Regions from separate parts of the Homo sapiens genome. Here region 1 is linked to region 2. Evidence: read pairs that join two places in POLR2A ChIA-PET (ENCODE). Cell type or tissue: OCI-LY7. All regions are shown on one strand.

The links. ChIA-PET counts read pairs that join two places held together with the same protein. Peaks named below come from ENCODE experiments on the same cell type or tissue, not always from the same donor. Only the 100,000 strongest peaks of a DNase experiment are listed, where the experiment ranks them.
Region 1: POLR2A ChIA-PET joins it to region 2 with 5 read pairs; 4 of 35 experiments call an interaction of 5 or more read pairs at or near these places.

Annotation. Positions count from the first base shown.
Region 1 is chr3:155,860,038-155,865,037 of GRCh38, reverse strand. LOC105374174 (a long non-coding RNA gene) reads right to left here. Exons shown (of 3, transcript XR_924607.4): 3 at 1,299-2,390. Among named protein-coding and RNA genes, the nearest start is that of SLC33A1, 8.1 kb to the right of the region's middle. RefSeq lists an enhancer at 2,307-2,366. In OCI-LY7, a CTCF peak has its summit at 4,961 (motif pointing right); DNase peaks (open chromatin) are centred at 2,267 and 4,967.
Region 2 is chr3:155,722,869-155,727,868 of GRCh38, reverse strand. All of the region lies in intron 1 of PLCH1 (phospholipase C eta 1), which reads left to right. Among named protein-coding and RNA genes, the nearest start is that of PLCH1, 20 kb to the left of the region's middle. In OCI-LY7, no CTCF peak of the experiment used is centred here; no DNase peak of the experiment used is centred here.

The sequences.
Region 1 (5,000 bases), 140 kb before region 2:
TTTGTATTTTTAGTAGAGACAGGGTTTCACCATGTTGGCCATGCTGGTCTCAAACTCCTGACCTCAGGTGAGCCGCAGGCCTCGGCCTCCCAGAGTGTTGGGATTACAGGTGTGGGCGACTGTGCCCAGCCTCAAGGCCCAGATTTCTAAACTGAAAGTAAAATATCTGGAGTACCTCCTAAGCCCAGGATATTGAACCTTGTCCATCAGGCGAAAAAGAGACTATCTTAAAAAACAGAACTTTAACGAGCAAACAAAAAAAACTCAGAACTTTCCTGAATATGGCAGGATTTTACAGAATTTGGATCCCAGGATTTGGGCTCATTCCTAAGCAGTTGTATAAAGCCCTAACAAGGCCAGAGCATAAACCACTTAAATGGTCAAATAAACAAGAGGTTTTGGGTCGGGCGCGGTGGCTCATGCCTGCAATCCCAGCACTTTGGAAGGCTGAGGCGGGCAGACCACAAGATCAGGAGTTCGAGACCAGCCACGACCAACATGGTGAAACCCCGTCTCTACTAAAATACAAAAAATTAGCCGGGCGTGGTGGCACGCGCCTGTAGTCCCAGCTACTTGGGAGGCTGAGGCAGGGGAATTGCTTGAATCCAGGAGGCGGAGGTTGCAGTGAGCTGAGATCATACCATTGCACTCCAGGCTTGGGGACAGAGTGAGATTCCGTCTCAAAAAAAAAAAAAAAAAAAAAGAGGTTTTATCTGAACAAAGAGGGGTTTGCACAATAATAAACCACACCTATTGTTCTTATATTAACAACTCAATTAGTTAAACTACAAATTAATTAAACTAATATTAAACTAGTTAAACTAGTATTAGTTAAACTACAAATTCAAAATATTTACCAACAGGCTACCTGGCTGCATAATTTCAATAGCTCCACTACTCGAACCATCTGGGACTTCATTAAAGGATACCTACCAAGTGTGACATAGTTCCTACCTTTCCTAGGATCTTTAATAACTATCTTGTTACTACTAATTTTTGGTCCTTGCTTGTTTAACCTCCTTGTAGTCTGTGTCTTCTAGGTTGCCGCAGTTCAATGCCTAAATAATGGTCATACAAAGATTGCAGCCAATCCCTGCCTCATATTCAGACTCTCCTGATGATCCACCCTTGGGACCCTCAGACCAAGCAGCCAGAGATTTCCATACCCTCAATAGGCAGGGCCAATGCCCCATTCAACAGAAAGTAAATACATAAGATTGACCTCCTCCCTCATCAATCCTGAAAAATAAAAGGTAGTCATCTCTGAGAGGGGAAAATGAGACAGGAATAATACAAGGTGGTTGCAGAAAAATTTAATAATTCCAGGCAGCAGTTTCACGTAACTAACAAGGAAAAAATCTGTTAAAATAGCTACATAAGGTAGAAGCTGATAAGATTCTAAAAACCGGGGTGTGGGCCAAACTCGCTAAGGCTGACAGGACACAACATGGCGCTGGATTTGACCTAGGTTTCACCTAGGACCTAATTATATGCTTATTAACGTACTAAATCACACACCCACCAGTGCCATGACAGTCCCATATTTGGTTAAAAAATGGATGGCACCACATTTCTGAGAAATCTCCACCTTTTTCCAGGATTCTTCATGAATATTCCATTCCTTGGTTAAAGAAATCCGTAAAGATAAAAACCTCAAATCGGGCTGTGTCACTCTCGAGTATGTTCACACTCCCCTTTCTTGAATATGTAATTTTCTCTTTGCAATAAACCTCCATACTTTTATAACCGCCCAATGGGTTCACCTTGCCCGCTGCCTAGACAGAGCCAATCTATCAAGATGGGAATTGCCATAGAGAGAGAGTAATTCACACAGAGCCGGCTGTGTGGGAGACCAGAGTTTTATTACTGCTCAAATCAGTCTCCCTAAGCATTCAGGGATCAGAGTTTTTAAGAACAAATTGGCTGGGCGCAGTGGCCCATGCCTGTAATCCCAGCACTTTGGGAGGCCGAGGCGGGTGGGTCACGAGGTCAGAAGTTTGAGACCAGCCTGACCAACATGGTGAAACCCTGTCTCTACTAAAAATGCAAAAGTTAGCCGGGCATGGAGTCGCACACCTGTAATCCCAGCTACTCGGGAGGCTGGGGCAGGAGAATTGCTTGAACCTAGGAGGCGGAGGTTGCTGTGAGCAGAGATCACGCCACTGCACTCCAGCCTGGGCGACAGGTGAGACTTGGTCTCAAAAAAAAAAAGAACAAATTGGTGGGTTGGAGGAAGCCAGTGAGCCGAGAGTGCTGATTGGTCAGAGATGAAATCATAGGGAGTTGAAGCTGTCTTCTTACACTGAGTCACTTCCTGGATGGGGGCCACAAGATCAGATGAGCCAGTTTATCCATCTGGGTGGTGCCAGCTGATCCATCGAGGACAGGGTCTACAAAATATCCCAAGCACTGGTCTTAGGTTTTATAATAGTGATTTCTTTCTTTTCTTTCTTTCTTTCTTTTTTTTTTTTTTTTTTGAGACAGACTTTCGCTCTTGTTGCCCAGGCTGGAGTGCAGTGGTGCCATCTCGGCTCACCACAACCTCAGCTTCCTGGGTTCAAGTGATTCTCCTGCCTCAGCCTCTCAAGTAGCTGGGGTTACAGGCATGTGCCACCACACTTGGCTAATTTTGTATTTTTAGTAGAGACAGGGTTTCTCCATGTTGGTCAGGCTGGTCTCAAACTCCCAACCTCAGGTGATTTGCCCACCTCGGCCTCCGAAAGTGCTGAGATTACAGGCATAAGCCATCACACCAGCCTATAATAGTGATTTTTATCCCCAGGAGCGATTTAGGGAGTGTCAGAATCTTGTAGCCTCCAGCTGCATGACTCCTAAACCATAATTTATAATCTTTTGACTAATATGTTAGTCCTACAAAGGCAGTCTAGTCCCCAGGCAAGAAGGGGATTTGTTTTGGGAAAAGGCTGTTATCATCTGTGCCTCAAACTATAAACTATAAACTAAGTTCTTCCTAAAGCTAGTTTGTCCCATGCCCAGGAATGAACTAGGACAGCTTGATGGTCAGAGGCAAGATGGAGTTGGTCAGGTTAGATCTCTTTCTCTGTCTCAGTTATAATCTTGCACTGACGGTTTCACTTTCATTATCTTCCAACTAATCCTTGAATTGCTTCTTGGGAAGGTGTCAAGAGCCTGGACACTGGTTGGGGTTGAGGCCCCACCAGCATTTGGGGACCTCCCTAACCCACTGGTATCAATAAGACCTAACAATCCTATTCCTAGGTATTTGCCCAAGAGAGATGAAAAGATATGTTTACACAAAAACCTGTATGCAAATGTTTATAGTGACATTACTCATACAAAAAATGGGAAACAATCCAAATGTTCTTCAACTGGTCAGTAGATAAATACACTCTGGCATATCCATACAATGGAATATTACTGGGGAGAAAAAAAGAAGGAGGTGGGGATGCGGGACAATGATATCAATGAATCTCAATGCATTATGCTGACTGAAAGAAGACACACTCAAAAGCTACATTTTGTATGATTCCATTTACATGATATTTTGGAAAAAGCAAAGCTATAGGGAGAGAAAATAGATCGGTGGTTACCAGAGGTTGGGGAATGGGTGGAGAGGTTGACTTCAGATGGGCACAAGGGTATGTACTTTTTGGAGTTGACGGACCTATTCCATATCTTGATTGTGGTGGTGGTTCTATAACTATCTATTTGTTAAAACTCATAGAACCGGGTGATGGGTACGCCAAAATCTCAGAAATTATCACTAAACATCTTATTCATGTAACCAAACACCACTCATTCCCCCAAAAACCTATAAAAAAATATATATTTTTTGAGACTGAGTCCTGCTCTGTAGCCCAGGCTGTGAGTGTAGTGGTGCGATCTTGGCTCACTATAACCTCCATCTCCCGGGTTCAAGCAATCCTCCCGCCTAAGCCTCTCAAGTAGCTGGGATTACAGGTGTGCGCCACCATGCTTGGCTAATGTTTATATTTTTAGTAGAGATGGGGTTTCATCATGTTGGCCAGGCTGGTCTAGAACTCCTGATCTCAAGTGATCTACACGCCTCGGCCTCCCAAAGTGCTGGGATTACAGGCGTGAACCACCGTGCCTAGCCTAAACCTATGGAAATTAAAAAAACAAAACAAAACACCCAAAAACCTCATAGGGCCGGGCATGGTCGCTCACGTCTGTAATCCCAGCACTTTGGGGGCCAAGGCAGGCAGATCACTTGAGGTCAGGAGTTCAAGACTAGCCTGGCCAACATGGCGAAACCCCATATCCACTAAAAATACAAAAATTAGCCAGGTGTGGTGTCATGCACCTGTAGTCTCAGCTACTCAGAAGATTGGGGCAGGAGACTCGCTTGAACCTGGGAGACAGAAGTTGCAGTGAGCCAAGATTGCATCACTGTACTCCAGCCTGGGCAACACAGCGAGACTCTGTCTCAAAAGAAAACAAAAGGCCAGGTGCCGTGGGTCACACCTGTAATGCCAGCACTTTGGGAGGCCAAGGTGGGTGGATCACCTGAGGTCAGGAGTTCAAGACCAGTCTGGCTAACATGGTGAAATCCAGTCTCTACCAAAAATACAAAATTTGTCAGATGTGGTGGCAGGCGCCTGTAATCCCAGCTACTCAAGAGGCTGAGGCAGGAGAATTGCCTGAACCCAGGAGGTGAAGATTGCAGTGAGCCAAGATCACGCCACTGTACTCCAACCTGGGTGACAGAGCAAGACTCTGTCTCAAAAACAAAACAAAACAAAAAACACACAAAAAACAAACTCATAGAACTGTACACTAAAAAGGGCCAATTTTACTGGATATAAATTATACCTCAATAAACCTGATTCCCACCTCAAAAATAAACAATTTTAAAATTCTCAGGAATATATAGAAGATACAGTTCAGATCTCAGTGAAATGACTGGAAAACCAGAGAAGAAATCTACAATCAGACATAGGTATATGAAGGGTCCACTAGATGGTGGTATTAATTTTTGTAACAGAGCCTAGAAAAAC
Region 2 (5,000 bases):
ACTTAAGAAGTCTGTAAGGAAGATCACCTATCACTGGTGTAGAGCAGGTGCCTGATTTCTTGGTCCTGAGAATTTGTGATTGTAAACCAGCTCTAATACAGGTATGCATCTGGAATTTACAATACCTATGAAGTCAGGAAAACCTCAAGATGCAGATTTGGTTTAAAGATTTCATACATTGGGCCGGGCTCGGTGGCTCACACCTGTGATCCCAGCACTTTGGGAGGCCGAGACGGGCGGATCACTTGAGGTCAGGAGTTTGAGACCAGCCTGGCTAACATGGTGAAACCCTGTCTCTAATAAAAATACAAAAATTAGCTGGGCGTGGTGGCACACACTTGTAATTTCAGCTACGCAGGAGGCTGAGGCAGGAGAATCGCTTGAGCCCAGGAGGGGGAGGTTGCAGTGAGCCGAGATTGTGCCACTGCACTCCAGCCTGGACAAAAGAATGAGACTCCATCTCAAAAAAAAAAAAAAGGATTTCGTACATTGGAAGTGTTGCTGGTACTGAGCAGAACCCATTTTTTTTTCCTTTTTTGGTGAAATCTATTTTTTATCTCAGACTACAGAGAATTTCTGCCAATGAAATTAAAAGGCAAATGAGCATGTCTGTAAAACCAAAAACAGAATAAAAAACCTCCCCTAAACACAAGATACGAGCTTAAGATAAGAAACTATGAGGACTAACCAAGCTCATTTTATTTTTTTATTTTTATTTTTCCAAGCTCATTTAAAAAATAACCAAATACAACTTGAAAAAATAAAAATGTAATAATTAAAAATAAGAGAGTGAATGAATTTATGAATAGGTAAATCCAAGCTGCATAGAAAATTAATCAAAAGAATTTGAGCCGGGCGCAGTGGCTCACGCCTGTATTCCCAGCACTTTGAGAGGCTGAGGCAGGTGGCTTACAGTGTCAGGAGTTCGAGACCATCCTGGCCAACGTGGTGAAACCGTGTCTCTACTAAAAATACAAAAAAAAAAAAAAAGAAAAAAGAAAAAAAATTAGCCGGGTGGGATGGCGCGTGCCTGTAATCCCAGCTACTCAGGAGGCTGAGGCAGGAGAATCACTTGAACCTGGGAGGCAGAGGTTGCAGTGAGCCAAGATCACACCACTGCACTCCAGCCTGGGCAACAGGGTGAAGACCCCGTCTCAAAAAAAAAAAAAAAGAATCTGAACAAAATTTTAATTATTGCTACAGAAAAAGAAGAGAGGAAAGAAAATTGGAAAAGGCAACATTTAAAGAGATAATGGCTGAGAATTTTCAAGGATCAATAAAAAGCATCACTTGACATATTGATGAAGTCATATGAATTCCAGACAGAGTAAGTAAAAAGAAATCCACACATAGACAAAATATAATTAAACTGCAGAACACAAAAGATAAAGAGAGGATCTTAAGCTTAGCTTCAAAGACATGACAAATTATCCTGACAATGTAACAATAGAAGCCAGAAGACAATAGAATATTATCTTTCATGTACTGTGGGAAATTAACTGTCACCCTAGGATTCTATTTTCATTAAAAAACAATCTTTAAAAAACAGGGACACAATAAAGGCCTTTCAGATGCACAAAAACCTAAAGAATTTGTTCCAGCAGATCTTCACTAAAAGAGTAACACTTGAGGTAGAAGAAAATTATTTCCAGATAAAGGATCTTAAAAACAAGAAATAATGAAGACCAAAGAAAGTTTAAGTTAAAACACGTATTGACTATATAAGGTAATAATGATATATTCAGTGGGAACTAGTAACATAAGTTGGAGAAGCAAAAGGAGTTAATGTGCTCTAAAATTCTTGTATAGTTTGGGAAGAGATTAGAGATAATGATTATTGAGACTTCGATAAGCAAAGTATGCATGTTAAAATGTCTAGGGCAACTACTAAAAATTAGGAAAATAATGGATAACTTCCTAGCTAATGGAGAAAAATTAAATGAGAAAAATAACCTCAAGGAAATCAAGGGAGCTGAGAAAAAAGTAGAGAATAGGCAAGACAAATAGCAAGCACAAAATATGATGTTGAAATAAATTCCATTGTATCACTAATCATAATCTAAAGGAACCAAAGATTGTTAGAGTGGATGAAGAATTCAGCTATATGCTACTTATAACAGAAATGTCCAGGCTGGGAGTGATGTCTCATGCCTGTAATCCCTGTACTTTGGGAGGCTGAGGCGGGCAGATCACCTGAGGTCAGGAGTTCAAGACCAGCCCGGCCAACGTGGTGAAACCCCGTCTCTACTAAAAATACAAAAATTAGCCGGGCATGCATCTGTAATCCCAGCTACTCTGGAGGATGAGGTAGGAGAATTGCTTGAACGTGGGAGGTGGAGGTTGCAGTGAGCTGAGATCGCACTATCGTACTCCAGCCTGGGGGACAGAGTGAGACTCTGTCTCAAAAAAAAAAAAAAGTGTCTAAAATATAAGGATACAGAATGTTTAAAAGTAAAATAATAGAAAGGGAAATAGGTGACTAAAAACCAAAAGAAGCTGGCAATTTTGACATAAGACAAAATAGGCTTTAAATTGCAAAAAGCATTTTTAGAGATAAAGAGGGTCAATTGGTTAAAAAGTCTCAACTTATCAGAAAGATAAAATACTTACATATGCATCTTCAGGTAGCCTATAAAGAAAAGCCTATCAGATTAACAGTAGATTTCTCAGCAGAAACCCTATAAACTAGAAGGGATTGGGGTCAAAGCCTATCAGATTAACAGCAGATTTGTCAGCAGAAACCCTATAAGCTAGAAGGGATTGGGGTCCTATCTTTAGCCTCCTTAAACAAAACAATTATCAGGCAAGAATTTTGTATCCAGCAAAACTAAGCTTCATAAATGAAGGAAAGATACAGTCTTTTTCAGACAAACAAATGCTGAGAAAATTCACAACTACTAAGCCTGCACAGTAAGAACTGCTAAAAGGAGCTCTAAATTTTGAAACAAATCCTTGAAATACAGCAAAACAGAACCTTCTTAAAGCATAAATCTCACAGGACATATATAACAATTACACACACACACACACACACACACACACACACACACACACAAAACCCCCCAAGGTATTCAGGCAACAAATACCATGATGAATAGAATAGTACCTCACATCTCAATACTAACATTGAATGTAAATGGCCTAAATGCTCCACTTAAAATATACAGAATGGCAGAATGATAAGAATTCACAAACTAACTATCCCCTGCCTTCAAGAGACTCACCTAACACAGAACGACTCACATAAACTTAAGGTAAAGGGGTGAAAAAAGATATTCTATGCAAATGGACACCAAAAGCAAGCAAGAGTAGCTACTGTTATATCAGATAAAACAAACTTTAAAGCAACAGCAGTTAAAAAAGACAAAGAGGGACATTATACAATGATAAAAGAATTAGTCCAACAGGAAAATGTCACAATTCTAAATATATATGCACCTGACACTGGAGCTCCCAAATTTATAAAACAATTACTACTAGACCTAAGAAATAAGGTAGATGGCAACACAATAATAATGGAGGACTGTAATACTCCACTGACAGCACCTAGACAGGTCATTAAGACAGAAAGTCAACAACAAAAAGATGGACTTAGAACAAACAGACTTAACAGAACAAACAGACTTAACAGATATTTACAGAATATTCTTCCCAATAACTGGAGAATATACTCAGCACATAGGACATTCTTTAAGATAAACCATATAATAGGCCACAAAATAAGTCTCAACAAATTTAAGAAAATTGAAATTATAGCAAGTAGTCTCTCAGACCACAGTGGAATAAAATTGGATATCCACTCCAAAAGCAAGCCTCAAAACCATGCAAATACATGGAAATTAAATAACCTGCACCTGAATGGTTGTTGGGTCAACAATGAAATCAAGATGGAATTTTTTTTTTTTTTTTTTTTTTGAGATGGAGTTTAGCTCTGTCACCCAGGCTAGAGTGCAGTGGCTCAATTTCTGCTCACTGCAACCTCCACCTCCTGGGTTCAAGCGATTCTTCTGCCTCAGCCTCCTGAGTAGCTGGGATTACAGGCACCTGTGACCATGCCCAGCTAATTTTTGTGTTTTTAGTAGAGCCAGGGTTTCACCATGTTGGCCAGGCTGGTCTCAAACTCCTGACCTTGTGATCCACCTGGCTTGGCATCCCAAAATGCTGGGATTTTAAGCATGAGCCACCATGCTTGGTCCAAGATGGCAATTAAAAAATTATTTGAACTGAATGATAATAATGACACAACCTATCAAAACCTTTGGGATACAACAAAGGCAATGCTAAGAGGAAAGTTCATAGCATTAAATACCTAAATCAAAAAGTCTGAAAGAGCACAAATAGACAATCTAAGGTCACACCTCAAGGAGCTAGAGAAACAGGAACAAACCAACCCAAACCCAGCAGAAGAAAAGGAATAATGAAGATCAGAGCAGAAGGAAATGAAATGGAAACAGAACAAAACAAAACAAAAAACAATAAAAAAGGTAAATGAAACAAAAAGCTGTTTCTTTGAAAAGATAAACAAAATTGATAGACCAATAGTGAGATTAACCAATAAAAGAAGAGAGATGATTCAAATAAGCTCAATTAGAGATGAAATGGGAGATGTTACAACTGATACCACAGAAATACAAAAGATCATTCAAGGCTGCTATGGAGAGAGATGATCTAAATAAACTCAATTAGAGATGAAATGGGAGATATTACAACTGATACCACAGAAATACAAAAGATCATTCAAGGCTACTATGAACACCTTTATGTGCATAAACTAGAAAACCTAGAGAAGATGGATAAATTCCTGGAACTATACAATCCTCCTAGATTAAACTAGGAAGAAATAGAAACTCTGAACAGACCAATAACAAATAGCAAGATTGAAATGGTAGTAAAAAAAATTGCCAACAAGAAAAGTCCAGGACCAGATGGATTCACAGCTGAATTCTATCAGACATTCAAAGAAGAATTGGCACCAATCCTATTGACACCATTCCAAAAGC